2 separate regions of the Homo sapiens genome follow, and region 2 is linked to region 1. Evidence: chromatin contacts called from ENCODE Hi-C data. All regions are on one chromosome and are shown on one strand. The core of a region is the stretch at or near the end of the contact, and the rest is flanking DNA. Distances in the headings are between cores, read along the strand shown. Region 1 holds the start of ACAT1 (acetyl-CoA acetyltransferase 1). Region 2 holds the start of SLN (sarcolipin).

Evidence for each region. A loop is a pair of places that touch in the nucleus more often than their neighbours do. Pooled maps may share reads with other maps.
Region 2: a loop to region 1 is called in a map of gastrocnemius medialis, with 5 times the contacts of the local background. The contact joins the enhancer-like site here to the promoter of ACAT1 in region 1. A Hi-C loop is called at or near these places in 2 of 168 maps with a recorded cell type or tissue (both gastrocnemius medialis) and 2 of 50 pooled maps.

Annotation. Positions count from the first base shown.
Region 1 is chr11:108,120,317-108,125,420 of GRCh38, reverse strand. ACAT1 (acetyl-CoA acetyltransferase 1) reads right to left here and starts at 3,854. Exons shown (of 12, transcript NM_000019.4): 1 at 3,743-3,854. The coding sequence starts at 3,814. RefSeq lists enhancers at 1,178-1,237, 1,298-1,417 and silencers at 3,643-4,052, 3,654-4,192.
Region 2 is chr11:107,707,330-107,712,554 of GRCh38, reverse strand. It overlaps SLN (sarcolipin), which reads left to right and starts at 499. Exons shown (of 2, transcript NM_003063.3): 1 at 499-592; 2 at 4,550-5,177. The coding sequence starts at 4,625. The coding sequence ends at 4,720. RefSeq lists an enhancer at 4,039-4,830. Within about 2 kb of position 3,599, at least 2 of the 41 ENCODE cell types and tissues checked have a DNase peak (open chromatin) inside an H3K27ac peak, as active enhancers do; they include gastrocnemius medialis, where a contact is called at or near this core.

The sequences.
Region 1 (5,104 bases), core at 2,605-5,104:
CATCCCTATGACTTAGCACAGTGCCTAGCGCTCCTTCAATATCAGAAACGAATGACAAAATTATAGTATGGTCAGGACACTGAACCATATAGTGTATAATAATACATGCTGAATGAACACAACCCATTAAGTTTTATCTACATAACACAATTATCTTTCAGGGAGGGCTCAGCCATGCCAGGCAGAGGTCAGCACTCCTATCTCAGCTTCCACAACGCCCGTGCACATTCTAATTGTTCCAGAATATATAATTTTGTAACCCTCAGGTGGCTTTTCTCCTCACTAGACTGTGAATTCCAAGAAGAGACTGATTTTATTTATTTTCTATCCCAGTGATGGCAGCAGACACAAAACAAATATTTGAAGACAGTCTGAAAGTTACCAATAACTCAGAGAAACAAAATTTCAGCTACAGTAAATGTTATGAAACCAGCAAAATTGATCATGAACTAGAGAGTAACTGACGGCCTACTTTACATGGGAGAGTCAAAAAAGGCCTTCTAGCAATGTTAATGGAGCTGAGAAATGAATGTTAAAGAGTCATCCTTGGAAAGATCCAGGAAAAGAACATTTGAGGCATCAGGAACACGTAGGACTAAGGCCACGAATTCGGAACAAAATTGGCACACATACTAAGTATAGAAAGAAGGGTCCTGTGGCAAAAGCAGAGTGAGCACGGCAGCAGCTGAGGCCACAGAACTAAGTAGGGCCCAGCAGATCATAAGGGTCTAGATTCTGGCCTATGGGCAATGACAAGCCACTGAAAGCTTTTATGTTATAAAAAGACCACTCTGGCTGCGGGGGAACTGAGTGTACTAGGGTAAGATTAGAAAAAGGGAAGGGGGCCAGGTGTGGTGGCTCACACCTGTAATCACTTTAGGAGGCTGTGGTGGGCAGATCATCAGAGGTGGATCACCTGGTGAGCTGGTCAGGAGTTCGAGCCCATCCTGACCAACATGGTGAAAGCCCGTCCCTACTAAAAATACAAAAAGTAGCGGGTGTGGTGGCACATGCCTGTAATCCCAGCTACTCAGGAGGCTGAGGCAGGAGAACTGCTTGAACCCGGGAGGCCAAGGTTGCAGTAAGCCAAGATCGTGCCACTGCACTCCAGCCTGGGCAACAAGAGCGAAACTTGATCTCAAAAAATAAAAAAGAAAGAAAGAAATTAGCAACAGGAAGGAAGTAGCATACAGGCTGTTAGGTCAAAGGGAAGAAGCAAGGTTACCAAAGCCAAGGGGTCAGGATCCCAGCAGAAGCGGGAACCACAAGAGAGACAGACACTGCCAGATACAGACAGACAGACAAATTATTCTGGCTTCTCCCTTCCTCCTATCTTCCAATCTTCCACTGGTGCCTTCCAGTGGCTACACCCAGCCAGAAGCCAGCTGATATTGGTCAGCCTACAGTAATGCAGACAGACTAGGGGAGGGAAGATAAATGAATCTGGGAGCAAATAAGCCCAAGACTGGCACAATACAGGAATTTTTTTTTAAGTCTGAGTATTAAAAGAAGCTGAATAAAACTGGATCAAAACACAAAACAGTTTCAAGAAGGGAGTGGTCAATAGTGTCAAATATAGGATAAAGGTCAAGAAGAAAAAACTTGGGCTGAGCACAATGGCTCACACCTGTAATCCCAGCACTTTGGCAGGCCAGGAGTTCAAGACCAGCCTGGCCAACAGAACCAGACCCCGTGTCTACAAAAACTAAAATTAAAATAGATTTAAAAAAATAATTAAAAAACAAAGAAAAAGGAAATCACTGTATTTTTCAGCTTCAGTGGCAAAGAAATTTAACTGCAGAGAGTTAAGGAGAAATAGATGCAGAATACATGGGAGGTAATGAGTAAAGACCACTCCTTTGACCAGAGAGAGAAAAGTGATTAGAGCTAGAAAGGCAATGTGCTCCAATAAAGTCCATAAAGATTTGTTGACCATAAAAGAGACCTGGTAAGCAAAGGGAAAAGAGCCAATGTAATGAGAGGTCAAATTCCATTCTACAAAATAGCACAGAAAACTGGAAATCCTGTTTATAGTTCAGTAAATGACCATTTAATTCAAGTGTCCAATACAACTGCTTCCTAGAGTTCAGTAATATGAATGTCACATATCATACATTACAGCATGTACAGGCTTATTTTTTTCATGAGGAGTATTTGTGTTTCATTTTAAGATCTTTTTTTTTAAGACGGAGTCTCACTCTGTTGCCCAGGCTGGAGTGCAGTGGCATGATCTCAGCTCACTGCAACCTTCCCCTCCTCCCGGGTTCAAGCGATTCTCCTGCCTCAGCCTCCCAAGTAGCTGGGATTACAGGCGCCTGCCACCACACCCAGCTAATTTTTGTGTGTGTGTGTATTTTTAATAGAGGTGGGGCTTCACCACGTTGGCCAGGCTGGTCTTGAACTCTTGACCTCAAATGATCTACCCACCCCGGCCTCCCAAAGTGCTGGGATTACTGGCATAAGCCACCTCAACCAACCTGATTGTAAGATCTTAATTAAACCATAAATTAAGAAGGTTCTGAACTTTTTTTTTTTACATCTCTAGAGTACCTAGTTCACCTATGTCACCTAGTCAATACTGACTGAAACCCAAGATAACCTAATTACTTTCTTGTGATTTCTTCACTCATCCCATGAGACTAACAAATAGGCTAAAAACTCATCTTCCCTGGAAACCTACGCCTTGTGACTTTTCTATTATCTCAGTCACCCAGGATCAATTTTAGACTCTTTCTTTTCCCTTGGCTTCGCACCCTCACTCCCTAATTGTCAAGTCCTAGACTGGTTCTTTTACAATCTCTTGCAAAGCTCCTACCGCCAGCACCCTTGTGCAAGTAATGTTATTCTACGCCCAGACGTAAGAACTAGAGTGACCTACCATTGCAACAAAAACAAACATATCAACAATCCCTACTTAACTAGGGTCAAGTCCATACTCACAACATAACTGGATCTCCAAGCTTATTGCCCCCATCGACCTAGAAAACTCAAGCTTCACCAACCACACCCTGAAGGTCTCTACCTATTCCTGAGGCTTTGCCTGACAATCTGTGGTGCGTACTCCCTTGCTTACGCATGTGGAGAATAAATTCTTTGAGACTCTGCCCCTGCTGTGTTCCCTAAACACAACGGTCAGAAGAGCGACAGCCCTTGGAACGCCCTCAGTATGTGAGCTTTGCTCATATGTCAAGTATAATTTATTGTATTATCTGAGTAGTCATTTGTTTTCCCTGATAAATTTCAGGCTGCTCCAAAAAACATCTGTTATGATCACATGGTGCCCTCTCCCCTTGTATGCCCAATGATTATCTATTGTATTAAAAAAGAAAAGGAACCTCTCCTGACAATAACGCACACAAATATGTTTTAAAGAAAATCTCGGGAGCAGCTGCACAGGCCTGCAAAGAGACTCTCCCCGATCCCACCGCTCAGGCCGGGCCAGCGCCAATCCTGGCGGTCCTGCCCGCCCAGACACGTGCCCTTGTTTGACACACCAGTAACGCTCATTAAGATGATTACGCCGAGACCTTGGAAGTAGAAACGCGCTGTAAAAATAGGCGAGTCCCTGGGTGTTATCGGAGCACTTAGGCGGTTTTTGGACCAGAACCCGTCGCGTGACTGTCCTGGGGCCTAAGCCGCGCGCCCGGGCCGCGGGAGCCGCAACGGCCGCGGGCTGGAAGCTTCCGAGGCGGGGACTCCTCGCATCCCGGGTCTGAGTGCTGTGGGGACGAACCCCGCTCACCTGCACCAGCCTCCGGAGCAGGGGGCTGCGGCTGCGGGCGCCGCTGCGCAGAAGTGCCGCCAGCACAGCCATGGTCGCAGAGGGCTGAGTATCGGCTCCACAGGCGTAGACTAGCGGCCTCCTCCCCAACCCCGCACCCCTAGCGGCCCGGCGCGGGCACCGCCCATCCCGCTTCCTCCAATAGTCGCCTCTCAGTCGGCGGCGATTGGCCGGCAGCCAAGGGCGGGGCGGAGCCTGGCGCTGGGACACCGCAGCCTGGGCCAGGAAAGGTTGACGAGTGAAGGACGTGGATGGAGACACTGGCGCTGGGGTCAACGAGCACCTGACACGCTGCTGGCTCCCGTGTCCACCAAGTCTAACCTGCCGGGGCCGGTGGTTTATGTGTAATCCGAGATTTTTCGATTTACTGAGCATGTTTCCCTTAGGCCTACCCAGCACAAACTCATGAAAATATTTTAGGATTTTTTTTTTTTTTTTTGAGACAAGGTCTCACTCTGTCACCCAAGCTGGAGTGCAGTGACGTGACCACAGCTCACTGTAATCTCGACCATCAGGGCTCAAGCGATCCTCCCTCCCCAGCCATCCCAGTAGCTGAGACTACAGGCGAAAGCCTCCACAACCAGATAATTTTTGTATTTTTTGTGGAGACGGGGTTTCACCATGTTGGCCAGACTGGTCTTGAACTCCTGGACTCAAGTGAGCCTCCCTCCTCGGCCTCCCAAAGTGCTGGGATTACAGGCGCAGGCGACCACGCCCAGCAAATTGTTGTATTTTTTTTTTTTTGTAGAGACTAGGTCTCCCTATGTTGCCTAGGCTGGTTGCTGACTCCTGGGCTCAAGCAGACGGCCAGACTCAGCCTCTCAAAGTGCTGGGATTACAGGCGTGAGCCATCACACCCAGCCGTGAAAATATTTTGAAGCAATCAAATTCCAGGCTCAGTCCAGATACAAATATGGGTAAAAAGGCCTCAGGTGATTCCAGTCCCCAACCTTCAACCACTCCAGCTGAGACCCCAGACATCATGGAGCAGAGACAAGCCATACCCACCATGCTGTCTGAATTCATGGTCCACAGAAACGAGAGAAAACAAATGGTTGTTATTTTAGGCCATTATGTTTTGGAGTATTTTTTTTTTTTAAGATAGGGTCTCGCTCTTGTCACCCAGTCTGGAGTACAGTGGTGCAATCATATCTCACTGCAGCCTCAAACTCCTGGTCTCAGGGGATCCTCCTGTCTCTGCCTCCCAAGTAGCTAGGGGATCCTCCTGTCTCTGCTTCCCAAGTAGCTACGTAGCTAGGACTACAGGCATGCTCCACCATGCTAATTTTTTTAATTTTTATTTTATATAGAGAAGGGGTCTTG
Region 2 (5,225 bases), core at 2,350-4,849, 410 kb after region 1:
AGCTAAAGATGCCTATTGAATTCTGGAGTGTGTGTGTGTGTGTATGGGTGTGCATATGTGTGGGTGTAAGGCAGCAAACTCTTCACATTTCAAATAACTAAAGATATGGGTGGTAAAATGAAGTCACATTTTTACACCTCACAGGCTGACTAGGGAGAGCAGTCAAATGCAGCATCGATTGGTTAAAATTAGTCTATCATTCTTGGTTTATGATGTTTTAAAGACATGTTAAAGTTATTCATGAAGATGTAAAAGACACATTTAAAACCCACATCAATTGCACTAAAAGTCAACTGGAAACAGAAGGTTTTTAAATCCTGGTGGTGGCAAATTGGCAGCCAAAGGAACAAAGTCTTAGTCAACATATTTCCATGTCCCCCGAACACAAATAGCCTCGAACCTTCGGAGGGTGTTCCTTTGAGATGTTTCATCAGTGACATCACAGTGATTGCCAGCTTCCACGGACTACTTTAGGCGCTGCCCAGAGTCCAGGAGTCCAGACAGCCTGGGAGGGGAGAAGGAGTTGGAGCTCAAGTTGGAGACAGCGAGGAGAAACCTGCCATAGCCAGGGTGTGTCTTTGATCCTCTTCAGGTAACTGCAGGATTTTTATGCTTAGCATACGGTGTGTGTGTGTGTACAAGCTGCAAATGAGAAAGGCAGAGGAATGTTTGCATTTCTTAATGAAATAGGCAATGCCCCTTGGATACAGCATGCCTTAAGATATAAAGTGAGTACTATTGCTTTCTGTTTTCCTTTTTTTTTCTCCTAAGGGTATGCATTTTCTCCCTTCCTAGTAAAAAAAAATTTTTTTTCTTTCTTGTATTATGGAAGATGGTCTTTTTTCTATCTTCTCTAAGTCTCCATTCAAAGAAAGCCAATGTCAAACTTCCTGCACAATTTATTCAGAGCTTTTTGGGTTTTAGTTCATCCATTTGCAATCACTGGATCATATGGCATGACCTTGACTTCAGGGAATGTTTAAAATGAAACCCAAAGTGTCTTTATTGGTTAAAAGCAGAAAAATGGAACTTGGCTGATCTGAATTTCTGCCTAACTGGTTCATTCTTCCTAAAGTGTATAAATGTGTGTGAAAGGAATGTTCACACCACACCTTACAGTTAGCATATGTGTTGATTGAATTGAATTCACTAGAAATTCTCACCTTAACTCTTCATGTTTTATTCATCTAAAATCACATAAAACAACAAATATTCAAGGTCACCATTAAAGTGCAAGAAGTAGTAAGAGGTAAATCCCAAGAAAGAAAGAAGTGTGATGGGTAGCCTGCTAATTCAGAAATGACTGAAAAAAAAAAAGTTAAGAGTGCATAAACATACACAGTTTAAACAATAACTGAAAGGCAACACTTCTATAATTATCATCCAGGTCAAGAAACAGATCATTGCCAGCACCCAGAAGCCCATTCTTGATCAACCCCCATTCTGCCCCAAGATGTTGGGATCCTCTTGTCCCTGTTATTCTTTATAATTTGACCATCTATGTCTGCATGCCTAAACAATATGATTAACCTCCCTATTTTTGACATCATATAAATGGAGTCATATTCTCTGTTTCTTTTGTAAATTCTTCTTTCACCCAACAATTATATTTGTGAGATCTACCCATTTTCTGTGTAGCTATAGTTCATATATTTTCTTTGCTTTATGAAATTCAAATGTATAACTATACCACAATTTATCATCCATTCTGCTGTTGATAAACATTTGAGTTGTTTCCAGTTTGGAGTTATTGTGATAATATTGCTGTGAACTCTTTATTTATGTAACCTGGCACGCACGTCCTTGACTGTCTTAAGGTAGAAGTGAAATGCCAGATATTAGAGAATGAACATTTTCAACATTAATTCTAAGAAAGCTAAATTGTTTTCCAAAGTGGTTGAAAATTTATGCTAACTTTGTTTAGCCAGGCCAGTTAATTGCAGTGACAATTCACTTGTGTCATAACTCCTAGGAATTCTAGTAACTAGTTCCAGTCTGCTAATTCTAGCTTTGCCTCTAACTTGTTATCTGTCATTACACAAACATCTTAATCTCCTCTCTCTAAAAGTCAGTTTCTCAGCTGTAATCTTGAGAAAGATAAAAACTGCAGTAACACTTGCCTGAGTTGTTGCGAAGGTAACACAAACAGAGCTGTGGAACAGCTTTCAATAGTATTTTTCTCATTTTCTGAGTATATCCTGTTGGATCACTATCCATGATTCCCATGACTTAACAGCTTAATTTAATAGGCAGATTTGGTGGGACCGTTGTTTTGCTCTCCTTGAATTGTTTTGACCATTATAAGCCAGGCTTCATATTTTCTGCTTATCTCTGCATTTCTTGAGAACTTACCCAAATAGATGGACATTTGGACTATGGTTTTATTTCATTGATAAGTTTATAAGAAAGAGTCTGTCTTCGTTTCTCATTCCTTTGCCTCCAGGCACCTTGGCAAGACTCATTACCGTTCTGTTCTCCTCTGCTCTTTTGTACATTCTCATAAATCCTTTTTCCTTGATCCATTCATTTTATTCTGTTTACTTTCTCCTCCATGCAAATCTTTGTAAAGATTTTCTATTTTTTCCCCTTTTTATTTTCTTGGAGAGACAGGGTCTTGCTGTGTTATCCAGGCTGGTCTTGAACTCCTAGGCTCAAGTGATCCTCCCACTCCAGCCTCCCAAAGGGCTGGGATTAGAGGCATGAGCCACCACGCCCAGCCATTTGTAATGGTTTTCATTGGCAATTTACTATTTCCTTCATGCTGAGGTCTAAAAGATGGATAATAATTAAAAGGGAGATGAAATATAAATCTGTCATCATTTGGCTATATATCTACTGGTTGGCACCATCTGATTTGAACTTGTATTTTTTTTTGAGACAGGGTCTCATTATGTTGCCTAAGCTGGTCTTAAACTCCTAGGCTCAAGGGATCCTCCCACCTCAGCTTCCCAATTAGCTAGGACTACAGGTACCGACTGCCATGCCTGGCTGAACCTGTATGTTATGCCAATTACACAATATGAAAAATGATCATTCAGTTGGCATTTATGCAATTAACAATTTGGTCCATTGATAATATAATCAATACAGTAATTACAATTAATAATTCAGTCATGCTAGATAGTTTAAAAATACCACTCAGACCAAAAGCTTGCTAACAACCCTTTCAGCCTCTTGAACTCTCACCTTTAGCAAACACACAAAATACCCTTTCTCCCTAAACTTTCACTCTACAGTAGACTTTGGTCCTAAATGTCTAAAACATAGATATCGAATTATCTAAAATATATAAATCTTTAATTTCATTTAGGCTGCATAAATAATGTGCAATTTACACCATCTCACTGAAGACAATAGTTTGATGACTTCATTGCACATGTTCTCAAAGTATGATTTCCTGTATGGACAATCTGTACATACTATGAAGATACCATCCCTGCTCTTTGAAATGTTTACAATCTAGGCACATCCTGGACCTGACTAAAAATAGCTGGCACAAGCCCTTGTTGAAACCGAAGTACCCATGAAGTTAACACTTGCTCTTTCGGCTGAATGCCTGTTATGCCAGGGGCTTTTGGTTGATCCCAGTAGGCTATGTGCCCAATGCAGGACTTGTCAGAGGCCATGCAGCTGTTGAAAGTACTTTCTGCTTTCCGTAGAGTTAGATGAAGACCTACAGCAGCCTGAGGCCTGAAAGATTATGGCATCCCACTTATCTATGTAATTCAAAGCAAGAACAATACTAAACCATAAAATTTTTTTGTTTTGGTACCCCTGCTTATTGATACTCTTAAGAAAAGTATACACATGCATACGCACACACGCAAACACACACAGAAGTTGGAGAAAGAAAAATGTAATATTTCACATTTTATGAAAAGCACCAATACGATCATCACAGGAAAAAAGTCAGGACAAAAATGGTGGTCTTTATGACATCAGGCAGAGAAATCAGGCTCTCTCTCTGTAATCATTAGGGCTCTTCAGAGAAACATAACTAATAGAATGTGTTGTGTTGAGGGGATTGGTGTCTGTTTTTAAGGAATTGGCTTGTGCGATTGCAGAGACTGGCAAGTCCAAAATCTGCAGGGTGGGCTGGTAGGCTGGAGACTTAGGGAAGTCTCCAGTCCAAAGACTGTCAGGAGGCTACATGTCCCAGATCAAGGTGTTGGCACAGTTGGTTTCTTCTGAGTCCTTTCTTTGGCTTGTAAATGCCCATCTTCTCCTTGTGTTTTCACATGGTCTTCCCCTCTGCATGTGTCTGTGTCCTAATCTCTTCTGATAAAGACACTAGTCATATTGGATTAGGGCCCTCCTTAATTACCTAATTTTAACTTATTTACCTCTTAAAAGACCCTATCTTCAAACACAGTCACATTCTGAGATACTGTGAGCTAGGGCTTTGACATGTAGATTTTTGGGGGACACAATTTAGCCCATCACACTCTCCTTTTCCACAACACTTCTGTTTCCTTTGAGGAAAGAACGAGCATTGTTATACAGGAATGCCCATTAATCTCCTTGTGTTTTCTTTGTTATGTTTTATCAGGAGGTGAGGAGAAGCCAGAGGTCCTTGGTGTGCCCTCAGAAATCTGCCTGCAGTTCTCACCAAGCCGCTGTGAAAATGGGGATAAACACCCGGGAGCTGTTTCTCAACTTCACTATTGTCTTGATTACGGTTATTCTTATGTGGCTCCTTGTGAGGTCCTATCAGTACTGAGAGGCCATGCCATGGTCCTGGGATTGACTGAGATGCTCCGGAGCTGCCTGCTCTATGCCCTGAGACCCCACTGCTGTCATTGTCACAGGATGCCATTCTCCATCCGAGGGCACCTGTGACCTGCACTCACAATATCTGCTATGCTGTAGTGCTAGGATTGATTATGTGTTCTCCAAAGATGCTGCTCCCAAGGGCTGCCAAGTGTTTGCCAGGGAACGGTAGATTTATTCCCCAACTCTTAACTGAAAATGTGTTAGACAAGCCACAAAGTTAAAATTAAACTGGATTCATGATGATGTAGGATTGTTACAAGCCCCTGATCTGTCTCACCACACATCCCTTCAACCCACACGGTCTGCAACCAAACTCTAATTCAACCTGCCAGAAGGAATGTTAGAGGAAGTCTTTGTCAGCCCTTATAGCTATCATGTGAATAAAGTTAAGTCAACTTCAAAAACAACTTCTAGAACTTATTTTAGCTTCCATGTGTGACAGAGCATTTGAC